Linked DNA regions of Mus musculus: all the other regions are linked to region 2. A link is a loop called in an ENCODE intact Hi-C map of the cell type or tissue named here. Cell type or tissue: heart. All regions are shown on one strand. Links, peaks and the distances in the headings refer to the core of each region. The heading gives the core; the rest is flanking DNA. Region 1 overlaps Kcnip3 (Kv channel interacting protein 3, calsenilin). Region 2 has its middle 18 kb from the start of Prom2. Region 3 holds the start of Adra2b (adrenergic receptor, alpha 2b).

Region 1 (6,751 bases), core at 840-5,839, 96 kb before region 2:
CATTCTCTTTGACAGAAGCCAGAGCGTATGAGGGATGGAATGACAGGGTAAAATCTAAACCATTGGTTCCTTCAGCCCCTCCAGAATGGAGACAGCTTCAATACCAGGTAGGGTGGAAGGAGGGAGCTTGTTCCAAATATGTCCCAGAAGGCACAAAAACACTGGTCCCTTCCCTGGGCAAGTGCCAGCTGCCTCTGCATCTAGGCACTCAGGATGCTTTATTCCCAAAAAAGTTCACTGGGACAGGGCCTGGGTCTCCTCGAGGGGCTCTGACCATCAGCTAGGGCAGGAGGGAAGCCTAGTTGCATCTCCTCACTGGCACTGGTTGAAGACTCACTAGGGCTGTCCCCTCCCCTCAGCAAGGTCAGGGCTCACACACCTGAAAGAACCTCTCCACATGCTCCAGGGGTGCATCCTCCCGCAGGATGGGGTAGGTGTGGCGGCCCATCATGTCGTAGATGGACTTCATGATGGCCAGCATCTCCTAGGGAACAGAGAGCTGCATGAGTCTGCTTCCACCGCAGGGATGCCTGGGCCTTTGAGTGTTACCTCTAGGGGCCAAAGCTTTCTGCCAGGGCAGTGGTGAGTGAGTCTGAGGGGCCTAGAGAGAGTGAGCTGGGGCCTATCCAATGACTCCCAAGAGAAACTGGAAATGGATTTATGAACCTGCCTCCGAAACAAGAAGTTATGACTGTTTCAGATAAAAATGTTTGGGTCAAACCAACCACTTGTGAGGCTGTGTGGCAAGGCTGCAAGGCAGGGCTGAGAATCACCAGGTTAGTGGCTTCAGGAGAGAGAGGAGGGGCAGGCAGGCCTGCCAGCCCAGTACCTCCTTGGTGATGCAACCATCCTTGTTAATGTCATAGAGATTGAAGGCCCACTTGAGCTTCTCATGGACCGTCCCTCGAAGCAGGATGGAGAGCCCAACCACAAAGTCCTGCAGAGGAGAGGGAGAGTGAGGAGGGGCAGCCACAGCTGGGGTTCCCTTCCCAACCCACCATGTGACATGGGACTCCCACTGAGATTCATCCACACTCCTTCAAATGAAGTCCTCCTTCGTGGTGTGGTAGATGTGTCCGCTTAAGTGGTCAGCATGTGGGGTTGTGTACATTGCAATGTGTGTGTGTGCGTGTGTATGCACGTGTGTGTGTGTGCGCGCTCACACATGCTCGTGTGCATGTGTGCATGGTAGTCTATTCTGAGTCAAGCAAAGAGACTAAACTGTTAGTTTGACGTCCTGTGCTCATTTTGTACATTTCTGCTGTCTGGGATGGTCTTTCAATATACAGGGGTGTTCTATTTCAGTCTACTAAGCATCTACACGTCCAAGGTCCTTTGGCTGTACATGAATCCCAGCTGTTAATTAAAGCACCTGAAGGAAAGGTGCTTCCCCCACCTCCTGGAAGGTGTGAGAGGTAAGCCCTACCCCCACCCCCACCCTCAACCCTACCCCCACCCCCACCCCGGCTCGAGGATGCTCTTGGCTATTCTGAGAGGAAGGGGATGCCCTGTGGACTGCAGTTGGAGGCTGCAGAGGGACAGAGTAGATCCTCGAGGACTCAGTCCCTACTCCCAAGGAGCCGTACCACAAGAAGGAGGGACCACGAGAAACAGAAAAGCAATCTGGAAGGAACAGAACAGTCTAGAAGGGGAAAAACATAACAGAAACACAGACACCCCAGAGGTTAGACCCTAGCATGCCTTACAATAAAAATAGGATGCTGTTTAAAGAGAAGAGAGAGAAATAACCCAAAACCAGAGAGAACTGGTTGTTAGGGATCAAAAACAACAACCGCAAGAAAAAAAAAACGGTTTGGAGGAGCAAGGAACTGAAGAGAGACGGGGTGGGAAGGGGAGAGGTCGAGAGAGATACCTCCCAAGGGACAGTGCTGCCAGGACAGAAACTCCAGGCGGAACTAGAGAAAACGCAGCAAAGTGAGTCAGAGAAATAGAAAGAGTTCCCAGGCCCCACCCCCTCCCCGGGACTGCGAGATCAGCTCCAGCCGAGCCCATGGGCACAGGTCCTGGTGAGGCTGAGCAAAACTGGCTGCCAAGAGAGTGTTTCCAGAGATAAACACAAAGTCAACTGGGAAAACCAATCAATATCAATCATCCATCCATCCATCATCCATCCTTGTCAATAAGGTCCCCACACTCCTGATTAGAATCATCTGTTGACAAGCTGCCCTAGAGGGATGAGGCCTGAGAAACAGCTTCCCTGGAAGGTCTAGTCCATGTAACATACAGACGGGGGTGGGGGGTGGGGGTGAGGGTAAAGATGGCGTTACCCAGAGATACCCAGAGGCTCAAAAGTCCCTTCTCACATACGATTTCCAAGGTGCTGCTGGACTATGCACACTTGATAAGAGAGTCAGGAAGAAGGAGATAAAGGGATCCCCCAGTCTAGGGGACTTGACAGGAGGTCCAAGAGGGCCTGAGGGAGCTGGAACTCTCTCTCTGCGTCATATTACAATCCTGCAGTCAGTTGGCTAGAGGGGGATGGGAAAGGTGTGTTCCCCATGGAGGCTCGTGACATCACATCTAAACAGGATGGACCAGGAGAGTCATGGAAACGGTAAAAGGAGACTTGGCGCCTAAAACTTTGGTGTAGGGGTCACCGGATCTTCCCAAAGTCTGCCTCTGGTCTTGGAAATCATGAAAACATTTCAAAGGAAAAGCAAGGTGACATTTCTTACCCTCTTAAGCTTGAGGAATGATCACCAAAGTGTGGGTGTGGTTTACCCAAGCAGAGAAGATTCAAAGTCACCCCGAAAGCATGACCTCCACCCTGCCCATTCCACAGGCTTTCCCCGTGAGAGGCTGAGGGGTGCGGTGTCTACCTTGGGCTGGCTCTTTCTCAAGTAGACCACAAGAGGGCGGTAGCACCCTCCTAGTGTCACAGGAGGATTTAGCCACACAGCCTGCAGCTAACAGAGGACTGACTGTCCCTGCGAGGCCTCTGGAGGACCTCATTTGTCAAGGGAAGCAGCACAATTTCACGTGTGACCATCACTAGTCTTAACTTCGGGCACCCAGGCTTCAAAGGCAAAATCCCAAAGGATGAACGCAATGAAGCTGCCAAGGGTGACTGATGGGCTGCAGGCCAACCTGTGATAGCAGTGTTAACACCAACGGTAGGGAGGCCAACTCGGTCAGTGTCACAGAAGCCACCATAGGCTTAGGGTTCGGCATACAGTACAAGGAAGTGGCCACACCTCTAGACATTCTATGGCTTCACTCTCCCAATGAGCAGCTTGTCCAGTGCTACTTCCAAGCTGGGAACCCGGGAGGCATCCACAGTTACTGAAGTGTTTGGGAAGCAATGTGCCTCTCTCATAAGTTGCACTAGCTGAATTAGAAAGGGACTTTGTGTCATGGACCGGGAGGCTCATCCACGTCCAGCACTGCCTGCGGGAGGGACCTGGGACCACATCCACTTGGCTCTACCGGGGTTCGACAGTTTTTTGTTTTGTTTTGTTTTGGTTTGGTTGGTTTTGGTTTTTTTCAAGACAGGGTTTCTCTGTATAGCCCTGGCTGTCCTAGAACTCACTTTGTAGACCAGGTTGGCCTCAAACTCAGAAATCTGCCTGCCTCTGCCTCCAAAGTGCAGGGATTAAAAGTGTGTACCACCACCGCCCGGCAGGGGTTCGACAGTTTTAATGTTGCCATCCTCATTTTGTCAAGGGATGGGATGTTGTGATTTTTTTTTCCTGTAAGGTTCTAAGGCATGATGCTGAGTTGTGCCCTTCCCTTCCTGCAGCAAACTTCTTAGAGGAGAACGTCACAGCCAGAAAGTTCCTCAGGAGACTGGGATGTGTTTCGCACACAGAGGAGCGTGTGGAAGACTGGAAGATAGCAGTACTGGGTGACCTAGAAGGTGCCAGAGGCTCCGCTTCAGCCACAAACATACCCTGCTTCCCAGACATATCACCTACCCCAAGATCCCCTCTGTGTCATATGGGAAGGGTCCACAGGCAAGTGACAGTCATAGGAGGCGGTAGGCACTATGCCCTTCCTGGTCCATGGACACATCAAGGAATCCTTGGAAACTGACTGAAGGGCTCACTGATGGCTAAGTAAAGCTCTCCCATGTAGTCATGGCTGGATTCCTCACTGGATTCCTGTCCATGCTTGCTCCAGAACTCTGTGTGGTCTCGGGGGGGGGGGGAACCCCAGGAACAGGTCACAGGGGAAGCCTGGGAGGCCACACAGCTCCCCACTAGCTCCCTGTTCTTATTGTCTTTTCTGTCTACAATAACTTTGGTGTTTGAGGCATTAATGAAAATAAGCAGCAACAACACCCAACACCGTGTGTATACAGAGGAGATGGCTCTTCTGGTTGGGGCGGGGGCTGTGGTCATAGAGCCAAGCCCGGGCTCCCGGGCCCATCCAGTGTATCAGTGTGGCTGGAGCTGTGTAAAAATAACCCAGCGGCATTATTGACGAGTTATTATTACCCCAGCCTGGCGGTCCATGGCATTTCTGAGCTGTGTGCTTGCTAGACCGCTTTCCCGCTGGCCGCCCTTGGCCTTGGAAGCCAAGCTGGGGCACTTATCGATCAGGCTAGCTCTCAGTGAGGTCTCTCTCTGAAGAGGTTTCAGCTTTTCTCCTGCAGCTATTTTTAGGGGCCCGGGCTCCACAGATGGAGCCCTTCTCAAATGACTGCATGTGGCCAGGCCTGGGAGGAACCCATGATAACCACTGCTTGTGGGGAGCCCAGGCAGTCTGGAGTGATGTGAAGTGGCTGGCTTCTCCTTCCTCACCCTGAGCAACACTGGCCTTCACTCATGGTGTCTTGCTGGGATGGCAACTGCTTAGTAATAGGGTCATAGATCAAAGGTTTGAAACTCTGCTATTAAACCTTGATCCATTTGCGAGCCAAGCATGATAGCACATGGCTGTAATCCTAGCACTTGGGAGGCTAAGACAGGAGGATTATGAGTTTGAGGCCAGTCTGGATTATATAGAGAGACCTGGTCTCAAAAATCAAAGATAAAGGCTGATGACACATTAAAGGCACTTGTCACCATGCCCAACAGCCTGAGTTCAACCCTGGACCCACGTGGTAGAAAAGAATTGGCTTCTGCAAGCTGTCCTCGGACCTCCACGCACTTGCTATGGCATGTACCCCTCCCCAAATTCATAATAAACACTTTTTTTAATCCTTGGCCTCCTTAAAAATGTATATTCATGTTGGCAGCTTCCCCGGCTGGCTAGGTTGGATACAAACTCCCAGAATGGAAGAGATAGCTGAGACTGGGCCGTTGGTCCCCTACCCTTGCTAGCCAAGTGTCAACAGTGCACTTGTGTCCTGAGTGACACGTGGAAGGCTTTACCCCAGGACTGAGCCTGACTCTCTCAACAGCCCTAAGAAGTTGATCCTGGGGTGAGGAGACCAGTCTGGAGACCACAGGGGCAGGACATATGGGTCAGCAGGGACCTACCTCAAAGTGGATGGCCCCGTTCCCATCAGCATCGAAGGCATTGAAGAGGAAGTGTGCATAGGTGGTGGCATCTGGGGGGAGAAAAGGCAAGGCTGGAGTTGGGAGGGCTGCCTGGAAGACTGTTCCAAAATCTCACAGTCCCACCTGGAGCTTTGTGCTTAGTGGGAGTTCCTCTCTGGTAGGTCAGAGGCAACATCAGACCCTCCAAAAAGGAAGGTAGGAACGGTCATAGGGCACTCTCCACAGAAGAGGGGTGTAGTCAGGGCTTGGGGCTGGTGGGGGAGCCTGGCCTTGGACTTACCTCCCTGAGGGAAGAACTGGGAATAAATGAGTTTGAAGGTGTCTTCATCCACCAGGCCTGTGGGACACTCCTGCAGGGGGAAGTCATACCTCTCAGTGGCCTTGGCCACTCCTGGCTCCATGCCTCACCCCACAGGGCTGACCCCTCTCCACTCTCTTGAGGAATACTCACTACCTGAGGTACAGTTGTGAGCCCCAGGCTAGGGAAACTTTTTGTGGGGCAGGCAGAAGGCAGTGTAGACAGGGTTGTGGAGGCTGCCTGCTACATGCCAATGCTGTCCCAACTGATACAGCATCCATGGCTCCGACAGAAGAGCAGAGTGTCCTTCACAATATCCATACTGATGCCCTACCCCCCACCCCCAATAGCTCTCCCACAAATATGAGCCCTGCAAAGACCCTCTATGGTATTTACTGTACTCTGGAGAAATTTCTAGATCTCCTGGGTAGGAGACAGGAAGGTGATCAGTCTTTCCATGGACTCCAATGGGGACATGGGGACTCACATTCTTGAAGCCTCGGTAAAGGGACTGCAGCTCCTTCTTGGTGAACTTGGTCTGAGCTTGTAGCTGGTCCAAGCCCTCTGGCTGATGGCGCACCGTGGATAACTCCAGTTCACTGTCACTGCTGTCTGAGGAGGACACACCCAGCAGGGAGAGAGACATGTGGTGTGGGCAAGAACCAGGACACGGGCAGAGAGAAAGGGCACAGGGACTCTGCTTGTGTGACTGACTACCCAGTACAGCCAAGCCGGCTGTGCACGGCCCAGATGAAGAGGCTGTGATGGAATGGAATCCTTAGGAGTTGTCTTGTGGCTATTTTAGGTCTCTCTTCCTGTCACCCTGAGCATATCCACTCCTCAGACACATGGGGAAGGGGAGCAGGAGGGAGACACTGAACAGGGGAGACACAAGAGAAAGACCTCACGGCAAGATACTACTTTTAGACAATCTCTCCCATGCAGCCCTCCTTGACCTCCTGAGGAGTGGGGAAGGCAACCGCATTGG
Region 2 (6,751 bases), core at 1,103-6,102:
TCTGCCAACTGGATCCCAGGGTCTCAGCAGAATTACCCACGGACACCAAACACCCTCAGTCCTTGGGAAGGGTGGTAGAGCATGCCACCCACACAGCATGCCGCTTTGATGGGGGAGGGGCGATGGGAGTGGGGGTGGGGTGGGAGGATCCTCTCAAGGACAGTTTAAGGAATAGCAGAAGCACACAAGGCACACTTTCTCTCTGTTCCTCAAGATGGCAGATTTAAAACCCCTGAGAGGAAGGTGCTTTCTTCATGCCAGGAAGAAAGGAACACACTTTAAGGAGTAGTCCTGGCCGAGAGAATTCTCTACAGATGACTTTGTTGAATTCTGCGCATCCTCCTTTAGCCATACTCTTCCTGCCCCACTAACTTAGTCTCTTTTCCACAACCTGCTTCACACTGTTCAATGTTATATCATACAAAACATGTTCTTGTAAAAAATATTTATAGCTGGGTGGTGGTGGTACATGCCCTTTAATCCCAGCATCTGGGAGGCAGAGGCAAGAGAATCTCTGTGAGTTCAAGGCCAGCCTGGTCTACAGAGATAGTTCCAAGACTGCAAGGGCTACACAGAGAAACCCTATCCTGAAAAGTCAAAAAAAAAAAAAAGTGTATGTGCCTGAGTGTATGTGTATGAGTGTGCACCACATGCATGGGGTAGTCTGCAGAAGTCACAAGAGGGCGTCAGACCCTCTGGAACTGGAGTTACAGGCAGTTGTGAGCCCCTCTCTTTGCTACTACTATACAGGTGCTGGGAACTGAACCCAGGTCCTCTGCAGGAGCAGTAAGTAAGAGCTCCTCACTGCTGAGTCCCACATACCAACTTTGTTGGCTCTTCATTTCCTTTTAAAGGCTCTGGTGTCATGAAGCAACTTATATCACATCTGCAGGCTTCCTTACTATTCACTTGTCTCTGTCAATCTACCTCTAGAGCTGGGACAGCAGTGGAGAAACCTGTTCCTTCCTCTCATCTGCCAGCATCAGCCACGACCCTGACCCAAGAGCATATAAATCTGGCTGAGTAAGGCCTGGAGCTAAGTAGTTCTTGAAGCATCCCTAGACTCTGGACTCTTGGTGGAAGGCATTCTAGGTTTCTCCGCAGGCTGGCAAACCTCCCAGTCTGTCACCAGTAGCAGCCACACTGAGGCTGTCCCTGTCCCCAGTACACCCCAGTCTTTCACGCCTCTTCCCCTCTGCAAGTGCATGCTGTCCCCTGACCCAAATGCCCTCCCATAGTTTTCTACAAGATAAAGTGAGTATGTGTGTTTATGTGTGTGTAAGAGTATATGTGTATGAGAGAGTATGTGTATGCGTGTGTGAAGGAGTGTGTATGTGTGTGTGTGTGTGCGCACACACACGTGTGCGCATGTATGTTTACAAAGCTAAACCAAAGAGCTATAATTTGGAGTCTTTTAACAACCCCTGGACAAAGTGAGGGTGGCAGGGGTAAAGCCAAAAATGTGACTGGAGTCACCCCTTGGGAAAGGGCGTCTTTCAAAGACAATTAGTCTGTCAGGGAACAGGACTTCCCACATAATAAGGCAAGCAAGGATTAGAGAACTAAAAATAAGTCCAGGTTCATTTTGCCAAGAATCAGCAGGCCATTCCACGCGCACACCTTCCTTTAATCATGATGCAGCCACTCCCGGCTGAAAGCACGGGAGGACAGGGGAAGCTTCCGAAGCTCTGATCCCTTAAATACAAAGGATGAGCAACCCACAGCAGGGCTGTTCACAGGATCAGGGTTTGAAGCTGTGCTAAGAACGCACGTGGGAGAATCACGTTCTGCTTTTAGGGTTTGCTTGATTTTTTTTCATTTCAAGATTATAATATAATAACATCATCTCTCTCTTCCCTTTCCTTCTTCTAAAACCTCCTTGCCATCTTTCCAATTCATGGCCTCTCTTTTTCATTAATTGTTATTGCATGCACATATGTATACACACATATATTCCTAAATATAACCTGCTCGGTCGGTATAATGCTACTTGTATGCATGTGTTCAGGGCTGACTTGGTACTGGATAACCGACCGGCATGCTCTTCCTTGGGGAAGACTCTCCCAAGCTCAGTGTTCCTTAGTTGCCTGTAACTCTTTGTGCAGGACCGAGGCCTCTCGGTCTACCCCCCAGTCTCTTTGGCCTGTCTATTGGTGTCCTTCTTCAGCTCACGTGGAGGCAGTCTTGTTGATGAGTTTGAAAGGGTCTTGTGTTGCTCTGGCTGTCCTGGGTAGCACTAAGACAGAGGGGTGTGGAACTGGAGCCTTCTCCAGAGGTTTTAGGAATGGACCCCACAACACTGTGAGGGCAGTTATGTATCACTTGTTTTCCCAGCAGGTAAGCCAGGAGCACCTCAGCCTGGAGCATCTCAGATTTTTCTGTCCTGGCTGCGCCCCTGTCAGTCACGACCAAGCTGTCCTGACACTGGCACTGGACACAGAGAGCCCCTACCTACCTGTTTCTTAGCCTCAAAATTGAGATATCAGTAGTCCCTACATCTTAAAGCTATCAGGTGTGTTCAGGGGACATGGTATGTTCTCAGCAAAGGCCAGCGATCACTTATGGAGACCAGAGCTCTTCAGTGCAGCTAGGAGGGGAACTATGGACCTGTGAGTTTGAGCAGGGAGACAAGCAGCTTTGTTTTAAATTGATTTACCCTTTCACAAGTTCTTTTAAAAAATGGTTGTAGTGTTTATATATTTGATGGGGGCATGCCATGTTACACACATGCAAGTAAAGGAAACTTAACAGGAGTTGATTCTCTCTTTCTATCATGTAAGCTCCTGGGATGGATGGAATTCACATGGTTAGACTTGGAGGCAAGGGCCTTTACCTGCTGAGCCAACTCACCAGTCCTGTCTTACAGTCCAAGTTGTCCTGATACTTGTGATACTCCTGCCTCTACCTCTTCAGGATATCCTACTGGTGTGAGCCACAAGTGACTGTCATAATCTTTCTCTCTCTTCACACACACACACACACACACCCCACACACTGTACTTTGATCATATTCCTCCCTCCATCCCTCCTCCTAACCTTTCTCCCTTCTCCCCAGCGGTACCCTCTTTCTTGCTCTGCTGTCCTTGAGCGTGCCCCACGGCTTTGAACTTGCATTGCATCCATGAATGGCTGGTGGGGGGCAGTTGCTTGAGGAAGGGCAACCTTATCAGCAACCACACCACTAAGGATATGCCTTCCCATCTCCTAGCAGCCATTAAGCACTTGAAGCTCCTCTGGGAGGTCGAGGACTTCATGAGCCTGTCCCCCATTCACAATGGAAGGCTGGTGGGCCAGTCTTGTGTGGGTGGCCATCACTGCTTTGGAGTCCGACTTGAACACATAGCTACTTAGCAAGTACTCCATCATTGAGATTCACAGCCAGACCATTTCTAGCATTTTTTAAAAAAATGAATCAGGGAACCACTATATTGCCCAGGTTGGCACTGGACTGTTTCTGTAGACCAGGCTGGCTGCAGAGGGGATCCCCCCTGATTTCCCAAACCCTTCCACAGGGCTCTGTGCTGCACGCGTGCCAACTGTCAGGAAGCTTGTGCCACCGCAGTGTCTGTGAACTCTGCTATTGTTCAGTCCTCCACAGGGCCCTAGGGTTCCTACATCAGAGCCACAGATGTGTTCTAGACAAACAGATAAGTCATTTCCTGCTGAGACTGCTGGATTCAGTAGGCAATCGGTGAATAACTCGGTCTACTTAAAAGTGACCGATGGTATCAATGACCCTGTGGAGCTGAGCAGCTGCAGAGGCAAAGATCTCCATGGAGCAGCCGCAGGAGTCCGACAGACTGGTCGACACTGCCACCCGGTGACAAGTCTGAGAACTACATAGAAGTTCTTACGCATAGGACTGGAGACCCCTGGAGCATCCTCGGAGCCAATCAGTGTGCAGGCAGCCCCAGGGAGCCAATCACTGTGTAGGCAGCCCCAATTACCCCAAATTAAACCAATCTTGGGCCGTTACTAGGTTATTGTTATTTTCATATTCTTGTTTTGAAACAGAGCTCCATTTTTAGCACAGGCTTGCCTTAAACTTGTAATCCTTTTTCTGCATCACGAGTGTGAAGATAACAGGCGCACACCGCCTTACCCGAGGCTTCTTAATTTCTCTTTGAAAGACCTTAGAAAGCTCGCTGTGCCTGTCACAGATATTCCTTCCCTAACAACCAAGGCCTTTCTACTTTCTGTTAATATCCATCACTTTGGCCTCCTTTCAAGGGTCCCCTGAAAGTCCTGTAGCATTCTTCTGGTGCCTTCCACTGAGCAGGATGTTTGTGAAATTCATTGTGTATCCACAGCCCATTCTTTTATTGTCGACTAATGGCCCACTGCATGAACACTCTAGTTTGTTTTCTTTTATACTAATGATGAACATTTGGGACGCTTCCAGCTTGGGCTGCTATTACGGTGAGCTAGTAACATACTTACAGAAATCTTTTTGTGAATGTGTTTTCACTCCTCTTGGGCACACACCCACAAGTTGGTGTGGTACTGAATTTGTGTTATTTGACTTGGCGGTAGATTCCTTTATCCATTAAGCCATTTCCCTGGTTTTTGTTCTTTATTTTGAAATTGCATGGTGGGTGATACTATAACAGTACAGACATTGTGGGTCTCACATTTTGAAATTTCAAGCACCATCTGAAAATATTAAATGAGAAGTGCCAGAAATAATCAATTCATATGTTTCCAGTTGTTTGATGATCTGAGTGGCATGATGAATTGTCATGGCTTCTGCTCCATCCTCCCCAGGGGAAGCCCGTGCTTCCCCTCTAGGTCCAATGTATCAATGCTGTATACACTACTTCTTCTCAGTCACTTAGCCATCACAGTTACTATGACTGACTCCCAGAGTAACACAGTGCTTGCATTTAGAGAACCCCTGTTTTTATCAATAATGGCCCAGGAGTACAAGACAAGTGATTCACATATAACAGAGAGGCTATGAGAATAAAGCACACACGATACAGAACTACGGGAGGTTTCATGCTCCACGGGGGACATCACAGAACACACCCTGATAGATAAATACAGCTGTATCTGAGAACAATGTTATGAGAATGTCTACTAGGCTTCTAAAGGTGAATAACAATGGAATGTTAAAAACAGAACACTCAGAGGCACTGTGGATGTAGCTCTATGGCCGAGTGACATATATATTGAGATTTTATATATATATATACATATATATGTGTGTGTGTGTGTGTGTGTCTGAGTATGGTTTTGCGCATGAGTTCAGTGCAGAGACCAGAAGAGGGCATCGCATCCCCAGAATTTGGAGTTACAGTTGATTGTGAACTATCCAAATGATGGCTGGGTGGTGTCCCCTGCAAAAGCAGCAAGGTCTTTTTTTTTTTTTTTTGGTTTTTCGAGACAGGGTTTCTCTGTATAGCCCTGGCTGTCCTAGAACTCACTTTGTAGACCAGGCTGACCTCAAACTCAGACACCTGCCTCTGCCTTCCAAGTGCTGGGATTAAAGGCGTGTGCCACCATGCCCGCCCAGCATGTTCTTTTAACCATGACCATCTCTCTAGCCCACTTGCAAGAAAGAAGGGGCACATGGAAGGGGGTGGAGGGACAGGACATGGGAAGAGTTGGAGGGAGGAAAGGGAAGAGTGATGTAGTTAGATTTTAATTTAAAACATTTAAAATGTAAATGCAGGGCTGGAGAGATGGCTCAACAATTGAGAGCACCGGCTACCCTTCTAGAAGACCAGGGTGTGACTCTCAGTACCCACGTGGCAGCTAACGACTGCAGCAGCTAATGTCTGTTCCACAGGATCTGACACCCTCTTCTGGCCTCCATAGGCACTGTACAAATGTGGTGCACAGACATACATACAGATCAAATATCCACATACCTAAAGTCAAAGTAAATCTCAACAAATGTTTAATGTGAATGTAAAGGAAGTTCAAGTGTGTTGATGTGTGAGTGTTGGTGTGCACGTGCCATGGTGTGCATGTGGACGTCAAAGGACAGCTTTTGGGAGCCCAGTCTCTCCTTCCACCTTGTCAAAGTGGGGTTCTTATATCTGCTGTTATATGGCTTAGTCCAGGTCAGCTGGCTCATGAACTTCTGGCGCATTCTCTCATCTCCACTTCCCAGTAGGAATGCAGGTGTGCACCCTCTTTTGACACAAAAACTAGCCGGCACAGTTAACTTTCAGAGTTGTGTCCAGAGTGACCCATTCCAGTTAGGCTCTGCCTTCCAGGCTATCCCCATCCCCTCAATCAATTTAACTGGGAATCCACCAATGAATTAGCCTGTCAGCATCCTCATGAGCTAATCACTTCCCCAAAGTCTGACCTCTGATCATTGCATTAAAGACCCAGTCTTCTAGACAGGAGCTTTTTGGGGGTACACTTGAGACTCTAATTATAGCAGGTAGAAATGCCAATTTGGGCTGAAAGAGACTACAAGAGGTGGGCAAATGAACACAATGTATGCCATTACTGACTGGAAACAGGATGGGGGACAGCAAGTGGTATTTTGGGGAAACCATGGATAAGCTAATGCTCTATGGCAGAGAGTATTACACTGGCATTCGATTTCTTGGGTTGAGTAAGGGTGATATGGTTAGACTGGCAGACTCAGTCAAATGTAAAGGAATAAGAAGCTCCATAGAAATTACTCCAAAATTAAAAATGGAGCTACCAGGTGATCTAGCAAGCCCACGCTCTGGCATTGCTATGGTTTGGGTAAGTATCTGCCATTAACTTTTCAAGCTTATTGAACACT
Region 3 (6,751 bases), core at 1,144-6,143, 200 kb before region 2:
TGAGGCCAGCATGGTCTACAGAGTGAGGTCCAGAACAGACCATGCTATACAAAGAAACCCTGTCTTAAACACTTAACCAACCAACCAACCAACCAACCAAAAAAACAAAACAAAACAAAAAACACCAAAACCAAAAAACCACCACCACAACCACCAAACAAATACATTGTATAAATTCCATGGGAAATAGATTAGAAGCAGAGACTTGGCCATGGTCATGAAAGTGAGAGTGAAGGGCATTGTAGAGTTGACAAAATCTTGGGCATATTTTGGGGTTTGAGGCATAACTTGGGGAAAGCCAGGTGAACAGCAACCTTGAAAACTGAACCTGGGAAGAGATAGGAATGGAGGACATGGAAATGTTAGGTCTGAGTCAGCTGTAAGAGATCACATGGGTGGGTCAATAAAGGGGTAAGCACAAAGGCTCTGGGGCTCAGGACAGCAGAAATGCCCTAGCATTGGAGGGGGCGGGGTGCCATCATTGGGTGGAAACTCCCGCAGAATTTAGATGCAGGAAAGGAGGGCTCTAGGAGCAGTCAGTGCGTCGTGTGTTCTAGATCTCAATGCCATCAGTCCTTTTTGCAGCCCTTCACTATGGTGGCTCACCTGTGTGTGCTAGATGTCAGTAGCAGCCTCACCGTGCTGTGACTGTCAAAGGTGTCTCAAGGCACTGCCTTGTGGGCTGAGTATGGCCACATTCACTGAGATCCTCTGAGTTAGACTTTGACAGAACAGGATGCTGAGGAGGAATGGCACCTTAAAGTACTGCCAACTTAGGAAGTGGTCCACACTCCTGGCTCACTGAGAAAGAGGACACAGACAGGGACCTGGTTCTCGGTGACTTATGGCTCTGGAAGGGCAGACTGCAGATGCATTCCTAACCCCAAGGGGATCAAGGAGAGTGTGTAGGGGACCAGGGGACTGAATGTAGCCTAAGGGTAGTGGGGGCAGTGTCTGTGCATGGGAGTAGGTGGAGGAATGGAGATGAGGAAGGTTGACCACATAGAGCAGTGGTTCTCAACCTATGGGTTGTAACTCCTTTGCTGGGGTAGGGGTGAGGTTGAACAACTTCATAGGAATGATATATCACATATCCTGCATATCAGATATTTACATTATGATTCCTAACAGTAGCAGAATTACAGTTATATAAAGTAGCAATGAAAATTTTATTGTTGTGGGTCACCACAACCCGAGGAACTGTATTAAAGTGTATTAAAGGGTGGAAGCATTAGGAAGGTTGAGAACCATGACGTAGTGTTCTAGACGTAAGGGTCCCTTGGAAAGGAGACTAAGTAGCTCAACAAGAGGATGGGATCAGTCCCAGAGGGATCTTGAGGTCAGGGAGAGCAGCTCTAGAAGCTGCTTGGTTCCCACCAGGAGACTCAGTGCCCCTCTCTCAGCTCTTAGATGTCACACATCTCCTTAGATTCCATGCTAGCTTGCCCTTCTTTAGAAAAAGATGATGTCACCTATATGCAAAATCACCTTGCCCCTATTCCCAGTCTTTCCAGAGATGGCACTCTGGGACAGTGTGGGCACAATGGCTCTGAGCACAGTGAGTCTGCCATTCACTGATAAGCGTCTACCATCCTTCACCCACCAACAACCATGGCAGTTCTCAGCAATAAAGAGGAGGTGTCCTGATGGAGGTGGGGATGTAATTCAACAAGTCCTTGGACCACACCCGAGTGTCAAAGGGCATATGGAGTTTGGAGCGTGAGCTGAGCCCACTGAGACTGAGAGTGTCTGGCTGAACAAACCCTGGGAAGGACTAATGATACACAGACTGGGACACTCCTGGGTTCTGGGACAGCTCCTGCTGCCCTCCTAGCTGCAGGATAGGAGAGCACCTCTCTTAAGTTGTGGTCATCTTGGGCTGACACCCGACTTGGTGAGTCCTGACACTTGGTAGATGTAGAGTTGCCCCTTCAGGGAAGAACAAGGTGAATGTTCGTCAGTGGGGCTTGGAGTAAGGTGGGATTAGGGGCAACCTTGGCTGCTCTTCCTGCAGGATCCTGGAGACCTGGCCCTTTAAGGAGAATGGGCCATAAAATATCCCATCTGACGTTGATCATCTGTGAAGTCTTCTCTCAGTTTGAGTGTGGCTGGAGGTTGCTTGGGACAAGTAGGGACTTGCCTCAGTGGCTACTTCTCAAGCTCCCACGACCACCCTCAGCCCTTTCTCAGTAAATGGGGCTACGAGGACTTCTTCATCACCTGTGGCTGTGGACTCAAGCCCTGTCCAACGTGATGGTCTGTAAGACCTGTCTCAAGACTACAGCCTCAAAGGGGCAGGTGAATGGCTGTCCTTTTCAAGCCTGGTCTACATGGCACCACCCTCTCTGGTTGTGACAGTCCCACCTAACTAGAGAGCTAGCTGCAGCTCGGCCTGAGGTGGGGAGGCATTGCTCAAAGTGTCCCCATGTGGCTAGGCATGGTGATCTGGAGACTGAGTTGAGGAAAGACTGGTCTGTGGGGACCCAACGGTCACATTTGAGATCTCACAGTGGTGGCCATGACAAGTCCAGTAGACTCACTGACTTGAGGTGAGATTTGGGAGTGGACTCCATCTTTAGGGATTCATATATATATATTTATGTAGTGCCCTTCAGAATTAGGAGCTGTAAATACAAGGCCTGGTTCTTTTCACACAAGCTGTGGAGAAACCTCCTTGAGGCTGGGGGTGGAGCAGGGCCCAGTTCAAAGTTTTTTTTTTTAAAGATTTATTATTTTTTTGTGTATGATTGTTTTTTTCTGCGTGTATTTATGTTTCACCTGTGCGCTTGGTGCCTGTGGCGTCAAGTGAGGTCATCAGATATCCTGGAACTAGAATTACATTCTGTTGTGAGCTGATGGAAAGGGGTTTGAAACTGAAATCGGGTCCTCTGCAAGAGCAAGCGCTCAGCACTCAAACTTGTTCTCCCACTGGATAGGCTGCATGAACATCTGGGGCGGCCAAGGCCGGCTCCTTTCTACACCTGAGCCACCCACATTGACTTTTTCTGAGCTATGGAGAGATCTCCTCACACCGCTCTGGAGGAGGGACCTCCTTTTCCGTTGGTCAAGAGGCTCCTCTCCAAACCTGCGCTTTGAGTCAAGCTGTTTCCCTCTTTAAGATTTGTTTTAAAGTATGGGTCTCTGTGTGGCTATGTTCAGGGGAGTGTAGGTGGAGGCCAGAGGCATACCATCCCTGAAACGGGAGTTACAGTTTTGAGCTACCTGTTGTGGCTGCTGGGAACCGAACACAGGTTCTCTACAAGAGGCACTCTTAACCACGGATCCATCTCTCCAGTTTTCCCTTCCTACTTTAACTTTTTTTTTGCCTTTAATGGAGAAAAAGGAAGCAGCAATAGGGTGGTTGAAGTCCACTAGTCGCTTCTCACCAAGGAGTAGTTAGTGTGTGTGTGTGTGTGTGTGTGTGTGTGTGTGTGTGTGTGTGTGTGTGTGTGTGTGTGTGTGTGTGTCTGGGACCTGCGAGGACATCGGCCCCTAGCCTCTTGCACTCAGATGGCAGCAGAGGGCGCTCGCAGCACAGAGACTCACTCATTGCACCTCGCAAGTCTGACCTAGACCTAGTGGTGTTTGGGTGGGGAAGCGTTAGGAAAGGGGATTTGGAACTCTCTCCCCACTTTGGTCCGGCCCCTAAGGTTCTCGGTTGCTGGGATGCTGGATGGAGGTGTGGCTTATTATGCTTAAGAGCTCAACACTCTCCTACACGCTTTTCTGTCGGGCTGCTGCAAGCGACAAAAGCAGTCTATCGATCTGGGTGCTCTGTCCTAGACTCGCAGACAGAAGGCAAGTGGACCCTTGGGACAGACCAGCTCCGGGTCTCAGCACGCACCGATTCTCTTCGGTACATACTCTTCCCAGAACGCCGACGACCCCAGACTCCCTGCTCTCTAGACTCGGCCGCGCAGCGGCGGGAAGGAGAAAGATGTTGGGGCCCGGGGCGAGTAAAAGATGTGCGTCGCAGGTCCATGTCCCGCAAAGCGCACCTTCCACCCACCCTGGTCGGATCGCCCGCCCCGCCTCCTTCCCTCCTCCAGCTCCCGCCCCCAATCTCCTCCCTCCTCCCGCGGTGCTGGCTCTCCTCCTCACGCCCCTGCGCGGAGGGCTGACTGCAGGCGCGGCTCCGGGAGAGAGCGCCTTTACCGAGAGCAGGGTGCGCTTCCCCAGTCGGTTCTGTGAGTCCTGCAGCTGTGCCGCACGACGGCGCGACTTTCCTCTGGTCCCGGGACGGCAGTGAGACAACTTGGAAAACTTCTCTGGGGCGGACTGCAGGGACGCCGGGCACCAGTGGCAGAGAACGTAAGAGAGCGATAGATGGTCCTGGGTGTCCCCGGACCTCCGGCCAGGCTACGGTGCTCCAGAGCCATCTGCACCGCCTGGGGGGACGGCCCCCAACAGTAGCGGAGCTAGGGTGGCGCTTTCTCCTGCGTACTGTGAGTTTGGCCAGCATCTTTCTCTCTGGACATGTCCGGCCCCGCCATGGTCCACCAGGAGCCCTACTCGGTGCAGGCCACCGCCGCCATCGCGTCGGCCATCACCTTTCTCATCCTCTTCACCATTTTCGGCAATGCGCTGGTAATTCTGGCTGTGTTGACCAGCCGCTCTCTCCGTGCACCACAAAACCTCTTCCTGGTGTCACTGGCAGCAGCCGACATCCTAGTGGCTACTCTTATCATCCCTTTCTCTCTGGCCAACGAGCTGCTGGGCTATTGGTACTTCTGGCGTGCGTGGTGCGAGGTCTACCTGGCGCTAGACGTGCTCTTCTGTACCTCCTCCATCGTGCACCTGTGTGCCATCAGTCTGGACAGATACTGGGCAGTGAGCCGAGCATTGGAGTACAACTCCAAGCGCACTCCACGCCGCATCAAATGCATCATCCTCACCGTGTGGCTCATTGCAGCCGTCATTTCTCTACCGCCCCTCATCTACAAGGGCGACCAGCGCCCAGAGCCCCACGGGCTCCCCCAGTGTGAGCTCAACCAAGAAGCCTGGTACATCTTGGCTTCCAGCATCGGATCTTTTTTTGCTCCCTGCCTCATCATGATTCTCGTCTACCTGCGAATCTATGTAATTGCCAAACGCAGCCACTGCAGAGGTCTCGGAGCTAAGAGGGGCTCTGGGGAGGGTGAGTCCAAGAAGCCCCATCCGGCCGCCGGGGGAGTTCCAGCCTCGGCTAAAGTGCCCACCCTGGTCTCTCCTCTATCTTCTGTCGGAGAGGCTAATGGACACCCCAAGCCTCCAAGGGAGAAGGAGGAGGGGGAGACCCCTGAAGATCCCGAAGCCAGGGCTTTGCCACCCAATTGGTCTGCCCTGCCCAGATCAGTCCAGGACCAGAAGAAGGGGACTAGTGGGGCAACTGCAGAGAAGGGAGCTGAAGAGGATGAAGAGGAGGTGGAAGAATGTGAACCCCAAACACTGCCAGCTTCTCCTGCCTCAGTATTCAACCCACCCTTGCAGCAGCCTCAGACTTCCCGGGTGCTGGCCACGCTACGTGGCCAGGTGCTTCTGAGCAAGAATGTGGGTGTGGCCAGTGGGCAGTGGTGGCGCCGTCGGACACAGCTGAGCCGAGAGAAGAGGTTCACCTTTGTGCTGGCGGTGGTCATTGGTGTTTTTGTGGTCTGTTGGTTTCCTTTCTTCTTCAGCTACAGCCTGGGGGCCATCTGCCCACAGCACTGCAAGGTACCCCATGGCCTCTTCCAGTTCTTCTTCTGGATTGGCTACTGCAACAGCTCTTTGAATCCTGTCATCTACACCATCTTCAACCAGGACTTCCGCCGTGCCTTTCGAAGGATCCTTTGCCGGCAGTGGACCCAGACTGGCTGGTGAGCCTGCCTGCTCCGGGCCAGTGCCAGGCAGGGTTAGTGCCAGGACCACCCGGTGGTAGTCTGCCACCTCCGCAGTCTATGTGACCATTTCCCTGGGGCCCATTTGCAGACCTCATCCTCAGACACCCCTGAAGGGGAAAGGACAAATGTGCTGTTCCCAGGGGCTCATTTGAAACCTTCCCTTGCTGACTGTACTGTGGGATACCTCTTCCCTGCTCTCTCTTCAGGAAGGGTAGCTTGGACCTTCTCGAACGTGGCCAAGGCTGATTAGAATACCTCCCTCCCAGCCACCTGTAAGCCAACAGGCAGGCTTCCCTTTCCTGGAGACCCCCTGTGCCTTGGCAGGCCACTTGTGGTGGTTTTCTTTCTTTCTCATCATATTCTTCTCTTCTCTTTTATTGTTCATTTCATTTCTTTTTTTTTTTTTTTTTTTTTTTTGAGACAGGGTCTCATGTAGCCCAGACCAGTCTCAGACTTGCTATGCAGCCTGAGGCTGATCTTAAGATTCTGCTTACCTCTCCAGCATGAGAAGTAACAATGCTCACCACCATACCTGGTTTACCTGATGCTGGGGAATGAAGTCGGGGCTTCAAGCATGCTAGGGAAACATCCAACCAACCGAGTTATATCCCCAGCCTTGATCTTCCTCATGCCTTTCAAAGAGCCGGAAGCCCATCTTCTACATTTCCCAGGAGGACCTGATGCTGAGAAAGAGGACAAAAGGAAGAGGATTCAGCCGTGCTGAGCACCTGTGGTTCTCCTTGGCTGTTGCGGTGGCTGGTTATGGTCTAGTGCTGGTTGCTGGGTTTTTTGTTTGTTTTGTTTTGTTTTGTTTTTAAGCTTTGTAGCGTCTTTAAGGCTAGAAGCATGGGTTGTTTTCTCACTCAGCATCCCTCTGGGAGGCAAGTGGGCAC

The links. Peaks named below come from ENCODE experiments on the same cell type or tissue, not always from the same donor. Only the 100,000 strongest peaks of a DNase experiment are listed, where the experiment ranks them.
Region 1: a loop joins it to region 2, with 10 times the contacts of the local background. A loop is called at or near these places in 17 of 42 quality-filtered maps.
Region 3: a loop joins it to region 2, with 4 times the contacts of the local background. A loop is called at or near these places in 14 of 42 quality-filtered maps.

The regions. Positions count from the first base shown.
Region 1 is chr2:127,459,604-127,466,354 of GRCm38, forward strand. Kcnip3 (Kv channel interacting protein 3, calsenilin) reads right to left here. Exons shown (of 9, transcript NM_019789.4): 3 at 6,251-6,375; 4 at 5,746-5,815; 5 at 5,445-5,515; 6 at 830-937; 7 at 380-484. Among named protein-coding and RNA genes, the nearest start is that of Fahd2a, 18 kb to the left of the region's middle. In heart, for the core only: a CTCF peak has its summit at 2,867 (motif pointing right); a DNase peak (open chromatin) is centred at 2,908; H3K27ac peaks cover 2,022 bases; H3K27me3 peaks cover 487 bases.
Region 2 is chr2:127,555,699-127,562,449 of GRCm38, forward strand. No RefSeq gene overlaps it. Among named protein-coding and RNA genes, the nearest start is that of Prom2, 18 kb to the left of the region's middle. In heart, for the core only: a CTCF peak has its summit at 3,815 (motif pointing left); a DNase peak (open chromatin) is centred at 3,833; H3K4me3 peaks cover 378 bases; H3K27me3 peaks cover 2,691 bases.
Region 3 is chr2:127,359,089-127,365,839 of GRCm38, forward strand. It overlaps Adra2b (adrenergic receptor, alpha 2b), which reads left to right and starts at 4,091. Exons shown (of 1, transcript NM_009633.4): 1 at 4,091-6,751. The coding sequence starts at 4,492. The coding sequence ends at 5,838. In heart, for the core only: a CTCF peak has its summit at 3,543 (motif pointing right); DNase peaks (open chromatin) are centred at 3,543 and 4,143; H3K4me3 peaks cover 2,667 bases; H3K27ac peaks cover 2,557 bases; H3K27me3 peaks cover 4,709 bases.